2 separate regions of the Mus musculus genome follow, and region 2 is linked to region 1. Evidence: chromatin loops called from intact Hi-C (ENCODE). Cell type or tissue: left cerebral cortex. All regions are shown on one strand. Links, peaks and the distances in the headings refer to the core of each region. The heading gives the core; the rest is flanking DNA. Region 1 has its middle 49 kb from the start of Mir124a-1hg. Region 2 holds the start of Gm52130 (a long non-coding RNA gene).

Region 1 (8,333 bases), core at 142-8,141:
CAACCATTTATAACTCCAGCTCTAGGGGATCTGATGCTTCTGGCCTCCATAGGCACCTGCACTCATCTGCCAGTATCCACATAGTGTTATATAATTAAAATATAGTTAAAAAAATAATTAAAAAAAAAACTATCTTCAGATACTGCGGAACAGTCCTTGCAGGGTACACCTACCCTACAATAGGAGAGACATATTTAGTCTCAGCCAGCACATGGTCACTGCACTTCAGAACCAATAAGGACAAAGAGTTCACCTAGTGCAGAGGCTGGGAATCCAACATCAAGGTGCTGGCAGGTCTGGCTTCTTCTGAAGCCTGTCCTAGTTTGCAGATGGCTACACTCTTGATGCCTCTTCCTGTGACATCCCCTCACTCAGGCTCACCATTGTGTCTCACGCTATCCTTGGAGGGACACCAATCTCCCTGGGTTAATACCATTCCCCTGATGGAATCATTTAACTTAAACCTCTATCCAAACTTGTTTGCAAAGGCAATAACATTTGAACATAGCAGGGGTTGGAAGTTCAACAGACAAGTGTGGGTACAAAACTTAACCCATCGTTGGGAAGGAAGATAAAAAAGAAGGGGGGATTCTGTCATGGACAGACCACTCTCCTCTCTGGCCCACACCGCTGTAAAGGACCAGTAACTTATTCTAGATTCTGGCAGTTTGTCCCTTACTTTGGGGACCGGTGGCAAGCACAGATCTTGTGCAGGCATATTCCAGGCAAGCTAACAATGACATGTTACTTCTTTCAGAAAGAATGACTATAAAAATTCGTCTCTTGGGGCTTTCTGGAAAATACACTTGTTAAACTGGGGTCACTTAACTGTTTTGGACAAGCAGCCCCACAGTTGTTAAAATTAAAAACAGTAATTTTCACATCAGGCAGACAGGGCCTCTGACCCCTAGTCTTGTATGAACATTAATAGTTTAAAAATAAATAGTAAAATGAGTGGCTTTTCTCACTGTGAAGGAGTTTGAGGTGCTGTCTGATTTAAATCCTTATCTTAGTCAAGTATGGATACACTTGGGGCCACCACAGGAATCCATGTGGAAGTCAGAATGGGCTGGACACGAAGGATCTTTGAAATGAAATCCCAAGTACTGATTTTGACCCACCGTTCTGTTCACCCAGCTCTTATCTAGTTTGAATGGCAAAGCAGAGACTTCTCAAACCGATGCCTGGGATGATGGGGAGGCCACTCTTTGGCTGTGGTTTCTGGTAGCAACTCTGAAAAATCTAGGATACACAGTCAAGAAAGAGAAGGTCACCTGGCCATCCTTCCCTGTATAAAACAGGTCAAACCTGAAGCTACACAGGTTCTCTGAAACAGGCTTTGTCAAGGTCTAAAGACACAGAGCAAAGGCAAGTAAGAACACACGGCATTCACGGGACTCCTCACAGCTCTCTTTGAACTCACTTTTGTCCCTAGTTGGCTGCCTGGAAGACTTACAAAGCTTCCAAGAGCGCACAGCACAAACACAAACTCAGAATATTGGGGGCTGAGAAGAGGACAGCTCTGTCAGTAAAGCATTAGCCACACAAGCAAGAAGACCTGAGCTCAAGCCCCAGAATTCATGTTTATAAAGCTAACAGCAGGGGCTGACATAATGGATCAATGGTGAGCACTGGCTGCTCTTCCAGAGGTCCTTAGTTCAATTCCCAGCAACCACATGGTGGCTCACAACCGTCTGTAATGGGATCTGATGCCTTCTTCTGCCAGGCAGGCATACATGCAGGTAGAGCACCCACATATGCAAACAAATAAATCTGAAAAAGCAACCAACAGCAGCAAACCAAAACAGCAAGCAGCTATGATAGAGCCCACTGCAGCCCAGCTCTGTGGAGGTGAAGACAGTGAATCTCTGGAGCTTGCTGTTCAGCCAGTCAAGGCTGCTTAGAGAACTAACTGAGCTACAGGTGGGGCGGAGATTCCAGCTCAAATAAAGGGAACACCCGCTAAGGAACAACAGCAGCCATCTCATCTCCAGATGCATGTGATCTCTCTCTCTCTCTCTCTCTCTCTCTCTCTCACACACACACACACACACACACACACACATAAATACACACAAACAATATTTTTAAAACCCCCTAGCTCGTTCTCTTTGGGATTTCCGAGTCTGAAAATTCAGGATGCGAATTTCTCCTAGAGAGGCTTGTTTTTACAGGGAAGATTCCTTAACATAAGGAAAAAGAATATTTTAAAAAGCAGACAGAAAACTGTGGTCCCTGTCAATCACTGGCTCTTGCAAAGACTGGTTGTTTATTTTTAAATCCTTTCTATTTCTAGAGAATGCAAAACACTGAGAAAGAACCCAGTACCTGAGTGCTGCACAGCCAAAGGCTGCGAAACCCTTCTCCCTTCTTCCTGAGTAAGGAGTGGGCCTCCAACGGAGCATAGAACCCACGTGCATAAACCTGGAACAGAGGAGCCATGGTGTGTCTCTGAGCTGGTGGCAGTCACAAGCTGTTCACTCTCAGCTCATGACAAGCAAGCACAGAAACTGAGTCACTTGGGCTAGAAAGACGGCTCAGTGGTTAAGAACACACTGCAGCTGGGCTCAGTGTGTTGGCGCATGCCTTTCATCCCAGCATTTGGGAAGCAGAGGCAGGCAGATCTCTGAGTTGAAGGCCACCCTGGTCTACAGAGTGAGTTTCAGTACAGCCAGGGCTACACAGAGAAAATCTGTCTGGGGGCTGGGAGTGGGGGAACACAGGCTGGTCTTCTAGAGAACCCATTTTTGGTTCCCAGCACCCATATCAAGTAGCTCTCAGCCACTTGAGGGAGACCCTGTGAGAGCGCCAGCTTCTTGTGTACATAGCCCCACAAATGCATACACACAATTATATACATAACTAAATAATAAATAAATCTTATTTTTAAAAGAGACTGAATCACTTAAAACACAGACAACAGTCTGGCTTGGTGATTTAACTCCTGTTAATTCTGACAATAAAAATACAGGGGTTAAATTCTATATGTCTAATTATTTAACGTTACTGTACGCTACAAACCTAAGAGTTCATCATGGCCCGAAAAAATGTTATTTTATTTTTACAACTCTTTACTAGATATCTAAGAGGAACTGGTCTGCAGGAAGGGAGATATTGGTTCAATGTCAACAACAATAGTTACTATAATTGTGTTGTTTATTAGATGCAAATTCTGCTATTAAAATATAAATAGCTGGGCATAGTGGCACATGCCTTTAATCCCAGCACTTGGAAGGCAGAGGTAGGCGTATCTCTTGTGAGTTTGAGGCCAGCCTGGTCTGCAAAGGCAGTCCAGGACAGCCAGGGCTCTGTTACACAGAGAAATCCTGTCTCAAAAAAATAAATAAATAAAAAATAAAAACCACACTGGGGCTGGAGAGATGGCTCAGTGGTTAAGAGCATTGCCTGCTCTTCCAGAAGTCCTGAGTTCAATTCCCAGCAACCACATGGTAGCTCACAACCAGTTGTAATGAGATCCGATGCCCTCTTTTGGTATGTCTGAAGACAGTGACAATGTACTCACATATATAAAATAAACAAATCTTTTTTTTTTTTTTTGGTTTTTTTTTTTTGGTTTTTTTGAGACAGAGTTTCTCTGTATAGTCCTGGCTGTCCTGGAACTCACCTTGTAGACCAGGCTGGCCTCGAACTCAGAAACCCGCCTGCCTCTGCCTCCCAAGTGCTGGGATTAAAGGCACACACCACCACGCCCGGCTTTAAATAAATCTTTTTAAAACAAACAAACAAACAAACAAACAAAAAAAACCCATGAGTGTTTCTCTCTCACGGCAGCTCTATAAAGCAGGAACTGCCAGTGCTCTTATTTCAGAAGAGGGGAAACTGAGTCAGGAAGAGGATAAATTACTTTTTACTGACGTACAATTGGCTGGCCATGGGCTAAGATGAGAATACAGGCAGGTTGGCCCAAATCCTTGCTAGCAAACACCTCTACCATATACTCTGCAATAAACTCTAAAACAAGTTAATTCTTCTGTAAAGTGTAGGGAGGGACAAAAGGCATAGCATCACTAACACCAAAACTGGAGAAGAAAGCTCCTGTAGGGGAGAAGGTTGGAGGGTATACAGGAGTCTCTTATGCCTCAACTCCCAAGTCTGTGCCTGCAGCATGCTCTAACCTGGTGAGCAACAGCGGCAGGTGTGCAGTCTGCTACTGGATGTATTACACAAATTTATTCTTTTTTAATAAAATTATTTTATTAGGCAATGTATACAGGTTTTACCTGCATGCATTTCTGTGTGCTGTCTGAGTGCCCAGTACCCACAGAGGCCAGAAGAGGGTGTCAGATGCCCCAGGAATGGAATTACAGATGGTTGTGAACTGCCATATACGAGCTAGGGCTCCAACCCAGGTCCTCTGGAAGAGCAGCTAGTACCATCTTTCCAGTCCCACACAATTTAAATATATATACATATATACGTATATATTGAAGGAGTAGCTTAAGCCATCAAATGCAGGGTCCTTGGGGAGGTTGAGCACCCCCTAGTGGAGCATACAAAGACAACCATCCTTCTGCTAGAACATGACAGAGGGAGAGATACAAATATGTCCAAGTTTCTTCCTGCTATTCAGAGTCTAAAGTTCTACCTTAAATCATCTTCTAGAATTCTCATTAAGGAAAAAGGCAACATAATCTGAGGTTTTGAGCCAATGCCTCTAATATAGCAATGCAAAATCAGCATTTAGTCCACAATGATTGAGGAAATTAAGGCATTCCGTGACTTATCCTGAGAATTTTCACTGAGTGTGATTTATGCTTTAACCCAGTGTGATAACATATGACCTCCTAGGGAACTAAACAGGTGAACTAACTGTAGAACTAGTTAGGGACATGAAGTAGTTTTTAACTACCAATTGGCTAGAAATTGACCCTCCTGTGTCCTGTCCCCACAATATTCCCCTGTGTCCTGTCCCCACATCAAATATCACATATTTGATGTCAGGGAATGCAGGAACCTTGAGGAATATTCAACAGTGCTGGGAAACACTGTGTGTGGCTCTTATACATTCCCCTATGGGAAGGTGACTTCAGGAACTACGTTCAGCTCAGTCAGGAAGGCACTGGGAAGCTGCTAGGTCTGGTGGGCTGCCAGGCAGGTGGACTCAACTCTTGACAGTCCATCCTCACAAGGGCAAACAGGCTCCTCCCACTTGGAAGCAGGCCTCTCCCATTCTTCTGGGCCCTGTGGAGCAAGGTTTTGTAAGTATTGTCATCAGTTTTCCCGTGCCAAGGGAGAAAGATCATTAACACCTTTACTGCAGGATGATAACACCTTTGCAGGTGAACCTAGAAATCATGTCCAGGACTCCTGGAGTTATGCAATGTTTCAAGGAGATGACTCCAGCAAGATTGGCCCAGTTGTCCCCTAAAAAGTTATCCCCATGACCTCACCTGAAATCTCTGTATACAACAGTTAAACCACAACACTTCTGGGATTGATGGAAAGCAACCAAGAGATGCGTTCTGGGTTCTGGCTGGAACCTGTTCAGGGTCTATGTGCACAGGGTGGAGAGTTGGTTAGTGGTTAAGAGCACTGGCTACTCTTCCAGAGGACTGGTGTTCAATTCCCAGCACAGACCTCTTAGCAAAATGGCAGGCTGTCTAGAAACATAGCTGTAAGAAGGAGCTTGTGGGTGTGTTTTGCAGTGATGGGAGGGCAAAGGAATGTCACAAAATGGCACCATGTAACAGACTTTACACTAGAGACCCACTGGAGGAAGGGTAAGCAAAAGGCTGCCTCTGAGCGAGGATAGAAACTAGAGAGAGCCAGCCATGATGGCACAAGCTTTATAAGGGGTATAGAGAGTGCGCATAGGGAAAATACACAGCCATGATGACAGGGGAAAAGTATCACATTAGCTGCTAGCAATGATGGGGCTGGTAGTGCTAAGTCACTGAAGGTGGGGTTGGAGAGCAGGCAAGAAGTTTATCAGGAGTCATGTTACTCATGTCAAGAAGGAATCTAGATCAAGGTTTTGCATGGAGGAACAACGGCTGGATAATCTGCCATCGCCTAAGTGGCCACTGGTTACTAGGACAGCCCTGTGATTGCTACTTATGATGCCTAACTTGGTTACAGTGACTCTCCATGAATCTCTGAGAAGTCCTTAAAGAGGATGATGGCAAACCATACCCAAAACCTGAGAATCCAATTACATGAGAGTCCCTGTGTCGGTGTTTGTTTGTTTGTTTGTTTGTTTTTAAAGATCTCCAAGTGGTTCTTAAGGTGGCTTGTGTTGAAAACCACTTCCCCAGGTTAACAGAACTTAGTTACTAAAGAGCTAAATACTGCTTTTAAAGAAATCTGACTTTTTTCCCCTCAAACACCCAAGAGCCCTGTTGATTTGGTAACATTTCCCAAGCAACAGTGACTGATGAACTGCTGCTAACGTTCAGGACATGGAATTAGACATGACTCCTGTGCGTCAGGTGCACCTCCTCAGACAAAAGCTTAATTGTAGATTTGTGAGAACAAGGTCTGGGCAAACAACAATCAGCGATAGGTTGACCTCAGTTGAGTAAGCAATGCTGCAGGGAGAAGAAAGACAAATGTACAGGTTCATTTCCACATTCATGCAAATGTTTACTGAGTGTGCAGTCACTGTGCTAGGTGCTGGCAACTCTGAGATAAAGAAAAGATCGTCGGTGTCACCGTAGGCACTATAGTTTAGTGCAGAGAAGAAAAAGGAAACAAAACTTTCCAGCCATGAAGTGTGACCTAGGATGACAGGCAGGATATGGAAGGCCCAAGGAAGAAGCACAGGGTGACAGGCAGGGACTCGTGGAGTCAATATTTCCAGGCCAATGGAAAGGAAGAATATGTCCAGCCTTGTGAACACCAAGTGACAGGTAACACTGAAAGGGTAGGCAAGAGGCTGACTATAAAGACCCTTGGATGTCATCTAAGGACATTGGACCTAACCTTGGAGGTGATGGGAGTTACTGATGGATTGCAAGTAGGGATCTGACATGATCAGAATCTCACACTAGTGAGGCATCTGGATGTTGGAAGTGTGGTCCACAGCACTACCAGCCTTGCCAGGGAGCTTGTTCAAAATACAGATCTTAGGCTTCATCCCAAACACACTAAATCCAAATCCATGTGTTTTGTGTAGGCCAGGGTAGACATCAGGTGTCTTCTTCCTCAATCTTTTTTTTTTTTGAAACAATATGTCTCAGTGAACTTAGAACTCACCAGTGATTAGTGAGGCAGGCTGGCCAGTGAGCTACAGGGGTCCATCTTCTCCACCCTCTCACCCCCACCAGCATGGGGATTGCAGAGATTCACTGCCACACCAAGCCTTTACACAGCCCCAGAATCTAAACTCTAGACAAAGTGTCCAGATTCAGTTTTACAATGAAATTAGAGACACATTCATATAGACGTGAGATTCTCATTTGACACTTTTGGAAGACTACTTTCAAGTCAATAGTAACTTTGAAATTTCTCATCAAATAGCATCTTAACAGTTGTCTATAAGCCAGTGTCTCTACACATCGAATATGTGTGTGTGAAAGTATGTATATGTATGTATGATATGATATCCAGATAATGAAAGTAATATCAAAACCATTCTTGCTGCAGACATGACTATGGTGTGTGAAACACAGGTCATTTCACTAAAATATGCAACGTGGTCTCTGATTTGAGTCTGTTCCGAGTGCCTCCCCCAAGGGTTCTTATGTTGGAAGCTTGGTCTCCAGTGTGCAGATGTGAGAGGTAATAGGACCTTTTATGGGTAAGCCACTGGGGACACTGCACTAGGAAGAAATTAAGGTGATTCTCTTGGGATTATCATTAGTTCCCAGGGAAAAGGTTGTTATAAAAGAGCCATCCTGGCACGTCCCTGGTCTCTCTCTGGCTTCCTGTCTCACCCGGTGATCTTACCTCACACACATATTCAAGCCACGACACATTTGCCATAAAGTGCTACACCCCAAGGGCCTTCATCAGAACCAATGACATGCTGTATGGACATTCCTCCTCCCAAACTGAGCTCTTTTTATGAAGTTTCTGGTCTTGTGTATTTTTTTATAGCAATCATTAGCAGACTAATAAAATAACTATTGTGGGATTGGAGGAAAGGTCCCTTGATTTAGTTTTGGGGAAATGAGATGTAGACTGTCCCTCAGTTATCTGAAAGCCCTTAAACAGAACAGGCGCAACCCCAGTGGCACTCAGAAAACCAGTTCCAATCAAGTGTGGGCTCTACTGCTGCTGGCTGTGTGCACTGAGAGATCTGAAGAGAACTGGAGGTTGGAGTGGTCTCTGGTGGCAAAACCCCCCTTGAGTCACAGGCAGTCCTGACAACA
Region 2 (8,333 bases), core at 123-8,122, 130 kb before region 1:
CCATTCAATTCTTAAGGTTTTTTTAAACATTGTGTTTTTAATTGTGCATACTTGTGTGTGTTGTGTATATTGTACACAGGAATGCAAGTGCTCATGGAGGCCAGAGAATGCATAAGGTCCCATGGAGGTAAAGGTGTGAGTGATGTGGGTGCTGGGAATAGAACTCAGGTCTTCCAGAAAGGCAGAACCTACCTTTAATTGCTGAACCATCTCCCAGCCTCTATTTTTTTAAAAGCTCTTTGCATGTATGGGTGCAAGCATGAGTGATATATATATGTGTGTGTGTGTGTGTGTGTGTGTGTGTGTGTGAGAGAGAGAGAGAGAGAGAGAGAGAGAGAGAGAGAGAGGGAGAGAGAGAGGGAGAGAGAGAGAGAGAGAGAGAGAGAGAGAGGAAACACTGAGTATAGAACTATAAAGACTAGAAAGATGGCTCAGTGGTGTGTAAACATATACACACAAGCATTCAGAGAGATATATTTACACACATAAAGATATATTCATGATGACCTCTTATTTTCAAAGTCCATGTTATCTAAACTCTATGAGTATCTATTGACCGTTTATTTAAAAAAAGAGACAAGCTAGAGAGTGAACAGACCTATGACCCAGGCCCTTCTTCCTTTGCTGCCATAACAACATACCAGGCTGTGTCTACTTGTCTGTCCTCCACTCCGCTGAGAGCTTAGTGAGTTGGGCTGCTGTGTGTGCTGTCTCATCCTTTACCCCTGAGGAACTCATATAGGATGAGGATAGATTGACTTACTGATTGGATGAGTGGATGGATGACCTAGGATTTACCAAAGGATACATGTTCCCTACTGTAGGGGATACAAAAAGAAGAGGAGGAGGAGGAGGAGGAAGAGGTAAAATGGAAAAGAAGACAAGGAAGAGAAGAAGAGTAGGGGTAAGAAATAGAAGCTAAAACAGCAAAAGCAGCAACATCCTGGGTTGGGGAGATTGCTCAGTTGGGGCAGAGTGCTTACCTTGTGTCTTACTTAGGGTTTTATTGCTGTGAACAGACACTGTGACCAAGGCAATTCTTATAAAAGATAACATTGAATTGGGGCTAGCTTACAGTTTCAGAGGTTCAATCCATTATCATCATGGAAGGAAGCATGGCAGCCTGGGGCAGACATGGTGCTGGAGAAGGAACTGAGAGTTCTATATCTTGATCTGAAGACACCCAGGAGACAAGAATTCCATACTGGGCAGACTTTGAGCACTAGGAGACCTCAAAGCTCAGCTCCTCAATGACAGACTTCTTCCAACAAAGGCTACACCTAGTTCAACAAGGCCACACCTACTAAGAGTGCCATGAGCTAAGCATTCAAACAGAGTTTGTAGGGACCAAACCTATTCAAACTACCACACCTTGTAGGCATGAAGATCTAAGTTCGATCTAGAACCACTTAAAGGAAACAAACAAAATAACAAAAAAAGACAGGTATAGAAGTGGGCATTTATACTCCATGTGCTTATTAGACAGAGACCTGTGGATTTTTTGGGTTCACTGGTCAGCCAGACTAGCCTACTTGGTGAGTTCTGGCCAGTGAAAGACTGTTTTAAAAACAACCCAAAGCTGTACAAAAGCATGAGGAAAAGACACCTAAGGTGGTCCTTTGCCCTCCATACACACATGCACAAACTCACATGTGCACCTACACACACACACACACACACACACACACACACACACACACACTCATTCACTCATTCACTCACAGGAGCACCTGCATGCACACAGCACATTACTCTCCAACTGAGCCCCTTCCAGAGTGAACAAGCGCTAAAAAGACAGCAAGAGCAATGGAGTTAGAGACAGAAGGCTGGGTCTGCCCACTGACCTTGCCACTAAAGACACCAGGCACTCTACTTTTCTGGGCTGCAATTTTCTTACCTGCTGGGGTTGAGGGGGTCAGGGAGTAGGACAACTACTACTACTGCTATCTGTAGCTTAGATAACATGAAAATGGCAGAGGAGAGATGGACAAAGATGCTAACTTGGGAGAAGAATTCAGCAAGTGTAGGAAAAAGACGGCCCTTCCCAGTTCCCACCTTTCTACAGCTTATTCACAGAACTGAGTAGGGATTCAAGATGGCCAGTGGCCAGTGAGCACCAAGTGGGGTGGGGGAGCCAGGCTACTCCCCTGGGGAGGGCAATCCTGCCAGATCCAGCCTAGAAGGCAGGCCCAGCAAGCTTAGTTTGGCAAGCCCTGGCTCCCACTGTTATTAATTCCCAGTGAGAACTTTATTGATGACTGCAGTTAACGGTCTTGCTTCCAGGATCCCGGATGAATGGTAAAGAAACTGTTCTCCCAAAGGTGTTGATTTTTGTTGTTGTTGTTGTTGGTGGTGGTGGTGGTGGTGGTGGTGGTGGTGGTGGTGGTGGTTTGGTTTGGTTTTTGGTTTTTCGAGACAGGGTTTCTCTGTGTAGCCCTGGCTGTCCTGGAACTCACTTTGTAGACCAAAGTTTTTTTTTAAAGGCTCATAAACAGATTTCTGTAGTAATCAGCAAGCACACAGAGGGCAGTGCCCAGTGCAACCCATCCACCGCCCAGCCCCTTCTCCTCTGAAGCTGTGTCCCTTTGTTTTGCAAAGTGATTTGGGAGATTAAGAGGGTTTTGTTTGGGTGGGAGGGCGACACCCTGGGTGAGTAAGTGCTACTTGATTGCACAACAAAAGACGTGCTGGAGATTCAGCCACAACTCAGCCCCACTGGCCCCAACAGTTTGCTCTTCTCAATTAATTTATTTTGTTAGAAGAACTAAGAGAGGAAGGAAAAAGCACTGGCTGTACAGAGAACATTCACTACGTAGAAACGGCTGTGATCAAATCAAAAGGACATTTCTTCCAAGGGCAGGGAGCTCCTGTTTGGGGAGCTGCAGGTGGCCTGGGGCGTCTTTTGCAGCATCAGTGTGTCAGCTAACAAAACAACCTCTCAGGAGCCCTGGGCTCAGTGGTTGACTCCAGGAAAGCAGGAATCTGTCCAAAGTGTCAACAAATTGAGTCTATGTGGAAAATTCAAAACTATCACCTTGCTATTAAGAGGATACAAACCTGGCACGTTGGAAACAATGAGAGTTAGTCCCTTTTGCTTTCTCTGCCACATCCAAGAACATGGACTACGAGTAGGTGTTATGAGGAAAATTAAAATTGTCTCTGAAAACAGAAAATGTATGGTACGGGCCTGCAATGCTGAACTTGGACATTAGAGGCAAGAGGATCAGGAGTTCAAAACCAGCCTGGTTTGAGGCTATCCTGAGCTACACGAAATCATGTCTCAAAAGAGAGAGAGAGAGAGAGAGAGAGAGAGAGAGAGAGAAAGAAGAAGAAGAAGAGGAGGAGGAGGAGGAGGAGGAGGAGGAAGGAAAGACGGAAGAAGGAGGAAAGAAAAAGAAAGAAAAGTGAAAAAGAGAACAAAGATTGAGAGAATGCATTCTCAATTCATAATTCATATAATTAAGGACTCGTTTCAAAGCATGCTACAGATTTATAAGAACAAAGCAGCTGAGCAAAAATTATATAAAGGCTAAAGAAAGATACTCCATCTCACTAAGCAAATAGGCACACAAATAAAAGAGCAAAATCTACTCTGGCCACTGGATTGGTCAAAAGTTATCAGACAGTAGTAGGTGTGGATGGAGATGCAGTGAATGTTCCATCCTCAAGGAGAGCTGCCATAGCCAGCAGTGAGGCCCCAAAGGCCTGAAGATCCAGCCACCCAAGAGTAGATAGACTGCAATGAACCTATGCTGGTATCACAGATACATCTCCAAAACATCTGACCAGCTGTGCAAGCAAGGATAGGAGGAGCTCAAAACCATTTTAAAGCTGATATACGGGTGTTACATAAAAGTTACATTGTTTATGGCTGTATGTGTAGCAAACACTATAAAGTATCTACCAGAAGGCTGGCCAATTTCAAGACTTTAGTTTACCTCTCAAGTGATTTTACTTCCTAAAAAAATAAAATATCTAAAGGAAATAAATACAGCCATGAATACATCCTGGATACATCCAGGATAATGGGTAACTGGGTAAATGGTATGCTGTCTTGCTCTCTGTGTTTGAAAGTTTTACCAAATTAGAAATGTTTTAGCATTTTAAAAAGATATTCATATAACCATAGTGTCTTGGCAGGCAAGGCTGAAAAGCATGAGGCATTAGACACATCATCTTATCCATCATCAGTATGTGCCTGGGGTAGCTAAACTAGATAATTCTCATTTATGCCTGTGTTAGGCCTATCAGTTAAATAGTTTCTAGGCATGTCACTCCATGTAGTATTCTTGCCAACTCTCAGATACAGGTATTAAGACAGGAAACATCAGCCATTAGAGTTAGAAGATTTTTCTCAAGATCACTCAGGCAGTTATGGATCCACTGCTGATATTCTATAAGGGCATTCATTGCCAGGAACAGATGCCCAGCGAGAACTGAAGACCAATGGCCTCAGAGACACATATCTCATCTGTAAGGTCTGGTTCTACATGTGAAAGCAGAGCCGACTTAGCAAATTAAGTTTTCTATCAGCGAAGGTCTTACAGCATCCAGTCTGATGCCTCTCATCTGACCAGCCTTTTTAATATACTAGGTGCCTCTAACGATAAGCCATTAGTAAGCATCATCTCAGGTCTCACAATGTGTTAATGAGGAGGGGAACAAAAGACCCATCCAGGTAGGATTTCCCAAAGACTGAGGAGGTAGCTTGGTGGATAAAGCATTTGCTCTACGTGGGCTGGAGTTGGTATCCAGAGAAACCACTTAAAAGGCAGGTAGGAAGGTGAGCAGGTGAGTGTGGCAGCTTCCCTGTAATCCCAGTGTTTGCCAGGCCAAAGCATAGGATCCCCAGAGCAAGATGGCTAGACTTGCTACAACTCCAGCTTAGCGTTTAGCAAAAGATACTGCCTCAGTAAAGAAAGTGAAAAGCAACCCGGAAGACATCCAACATTGACTTTAGGCCTCAACTCCACATGTACACACATACGTATGCACATCCATTCACACATGTACCTCCACACTTGAATGTACACCAAACACAAAAATTAAAGAATGCCAATGACCAAGTGACTTGGTGTTGAAGCTGTCTAACACATTAAAAAAGCAGCAGTATAGAAATAAACAGAAAGAAAGAAAGAAAGAAAGAAAGAAAGAAAGAAAGAAAGAAAGAAAGGAAGGAGAGAGAGAGAGAAAGAAAGAAAGAAAGAAAGAAAGAAAGAAAGAAAGAAAGAAAGAAAGAAAGAAAGAAAGAAAGCTGAAAATTACAAACACACAGGAAACAAACAGAAAAGATGGAATATCTCGGTAAAGAGAGAGTAAATGAAATACAGTAACAAATTCAAACTTGCTGGATAGGTTCAATGGCAAGCAAATGAATATATGAACCTGAAGATCCAAACAATAGAAAAAGAAAGAAAAATAATCAAAATATTAGGTAGGAGTCTGCGGAGATATCTCAGTGGTTAGGAGTCACACTGCTCTTGCAAAATATCTGAGTTCAGTTCCCAGCACCCATGTTGAGTGGCTTACAACTACCTGTAACTCCAGGGGGGTCCAATTTCATTCACTGCACTCATGGAAACATACACACACACACAAGATTAAACAAATATCAGGTAGGAATGTAACAAAAGTTCTGACATTCATATCCTAAAAGTACTTGAAGAAATCATGGCTGAAAAACCCCCAAATTCAGAAAAAGATGTAACCTACATATTCAAGATAAATGTGCCTAGAACAGAATGAACCCAGACAAATAAAGGATAAGACACATCTTAATCAAAGTCCTTGAAAACTAAAGACAAGAAGAAGATTTTGTACAAGTACAAGGCCAAAACGGAGCAGATCTCCATCAGAACCCACAAAGGGTAATGGGGCACAAGAGGGATGAAAGAAAATGCCTGCCTAGAATTCTATACCCAGCAAAGATATTCTTGGGGCAGGGGGGTGGGTGGCTACACAAGCATGAAGACCTCCATTTGGATCCCCAGCATCCATACAGGCTGATGGATAAAGGCTTGAAAGTGGCATATCTGTTACCCAGAGCTAGGGGAAGGAGGAATAGAAACAGGTGATTCTGTGGAGCTCACCAGCCAGTCAATCTTATCATTCTATGATTGTTAAAAGAGTCTCTGTCTCAAAATATAAGGTAGTGAGCAACTGAAGAAGATACCCAAAGTCAACCTCTAGCCTCCACATGCAAACATGTACATACAAAATCACAGTCACACACCTAGACAAACAGGAACATATACTACACACACACACGCAGAGAGAGAGAAATAGAGAGAGAGAAATGGAGAGAAAGAAATCAAGAGAGAAAGGAGAGAAATCGAGAGAGAGAAATCGAGAGAGAGAGAGAGAGAGAGAGAGAGAGAGAGAGAGAGAGAGAGAGAGAGAGAAATCCTGGCTGGGCAGCAGTGGTGCACACCTTTAATCCCAGCACTTGGGAGGCAGAGGCAGGCAGATTTCTAAGTTCAAGGCCAGCCTGGTCTACAGAGTGAGTTCCAGGACAGCCAGGACTACACAGAAAAACCCAGTCTCAAAAAAAACAAGAAAGCTGCTACCAGCAGAGCATCCCAAAAAGTTCTCCAAACAGCAGTGGAAGGGATGCTTAAGCCATCACTTGGTGTGACAAATGAACTTTGGCCCGGATAGTCTGGTCCAATCTAAATACTATTTTACCAGGGTGGTGCCCTGCTGAACATTCCTGAGAAACACAACACTACAAAATCATTTAGAGAGGATGCATCATTGTCATACTTGTACTTATTCCCACACAACGCTGGATAGGCTTCATGAGATCTCAGTCAAGTCCTCCTATCAGACCATTGCCTGTGCTAGGATGTCAAGTTCAAGGTGCATCATTTCTGCCTTTGCTGTTCCAAACCTCATAACTTTCTATAAGCCATAAAACTGCCTATGAATCCAGCAATGCTGCTTCAAGAGATAATACTCAAAATCCTGGAGATAGGGCCTCAAAGACACATTTGCACATCTGTGTCCATGCAGACCCATTCACAACAGATAAAAGGTAGGGAGCATTCATCGAGAGGTAAACAGAAGGTAGGCACAATGGAATACTATTCAGCCCTCAAAAGGCAAGAAATACTGGCACCTGCTACCTTACAGAGCATGAAACAATCACAGAATAAAGAACACTGTGATTCTACTTACACAAGGGACAAAGGAAGTCAAGCTATCAGCAGCAGGTGGCAGAAAAACACAGGGAACACGAAGTCCCTCTTACCAAATACAGAGTTCCAGTTTTGCAAGATGAAAAACTTAGCCATGGGACCACCTATGTACTCAGCACAAAAATAAAGTGATAAATTATATATAGTACATATTTTTATCACTATTAAAAAGTCTAAGTTTAAACAGTAAACCAATATTTCCCCTCTACCCAGTTATACCATGTACTAGATGCTATGCTAAGTGGCCTGTTTATATTCCCTACTTGTTCTTCCCTACAGCCTTTGCAGGACATACCATAAGCCCTGTTCAGAGATGGAAAACTGGATGTTTGGAACTTAACAAGAACCCCATGCCTAAAGAACAGAGTCAAAACCTCCAGCCAGGCTGTTGAAGCACTGCAGGACATTTTCTCTCTGAGTGTGTATAATGGAAAAGGACGGTTTGCTTCAAAGGAAGACTTCCTCTGAGCATGATGGAGAGGACCATGCTTGGTTCTGGAGAGCAACTTGATCTTTTCAAATGGAAGACAGAAGCTTAGAGCAAAAAAAAAAAAAAAAAAGGGAGATGGGGGTGGGGAGAGACACAAATGGTGTTGATCCATTAAAGGGACAGTGGGGCTACCGAGGGTCTGAGCCCTCCATGGGTCAAGATGCATCACTGGAGTGCCCTGACTACACAGGACTAGACTCTAGGCTGTGGGACCCTTGAAGCAGGAAGAATGCAGGACACTGGGTAGCCAGCTGGAAGGATCAGGACTCATTTTTTTCCACGTAGCTTTTATTTTAATAGTCTACAATGGTGGCCTTAGGGGAGGCCAACATAATCACGATGAATGTGGAGCTAAACTCCAACCCCCTCTAAATTCATAGCCAGCAATACATAATCAAGATCAAAAACAAGCAATTTGACTTTTTCTTTCTCAAGCAGGAGGGGCAAAATGAGGTAATACCTAGGCTCCTCCCTGCCTATCCCTTCAGTGGGATGTCCTAAGTGGCTGTGAATACCCATCCCAGTGCTGTCTCTGCTGATGGAATTAGGAGGAGGCTCTCCCCTACTCTTATCAGGTATGTGTGACCCCGCCCCCACCAGCCCACAGTTAGAATCAATCATGTGTCATTTTTCTGGCCAGAGCAGGC

Evidence for each region. Hi-C counts contacts between places; a loop is a spot of excess contacts. Peaks named below come from ENCODE experiments on the same cell type or tissue, not always from the same donor. Only the 100,000 strongest peaks of a DNase experiment are listed, where the experiment ranks them.
Region 2: it touches region 1 in a loop (1.8-fold over the local background); 2 of 42 quality-filtered maps call a loop at or near these places.

Annotation. Positions count from the first base shown.
Region 1 is chr14:64,535,152-64,543,484 of GRCm38, forward strand. No RefSeq gene overlaps it. Among named protein-coding and RNA genes, the nearest start is that of Mir124a-1hg, 49 kb to the right of the region's middle. In left cerebral cortex, for the core only: a CTCF peak has its summit at 4,509 (motif pointing left); DNase peaks (open chromatin) are centred at 1,906 and 2,396; H3K27ac peaks cover 1,897 bases.
Region 2 is chr14:64,405,763-64,414,095 of GRCm38, forward strand. The region is part of intron 1 of Msra (methionine sulfoxide reductase A); the gene reads right to left. Gm52130 (a long non-coding RNA gene) reads left to right here and starts at 864. Exons shown (of 2, transcript XR_003951178.1): 1 at 864-904; 2 at 7,476-8,333. In left cerebral cortex, for the core only: a CTCF peak has its summit at 3,178; DNase peaks (open chromatin) are centred at 2,889 and 4,146; H3K27ac peaks cover 5,755 bases.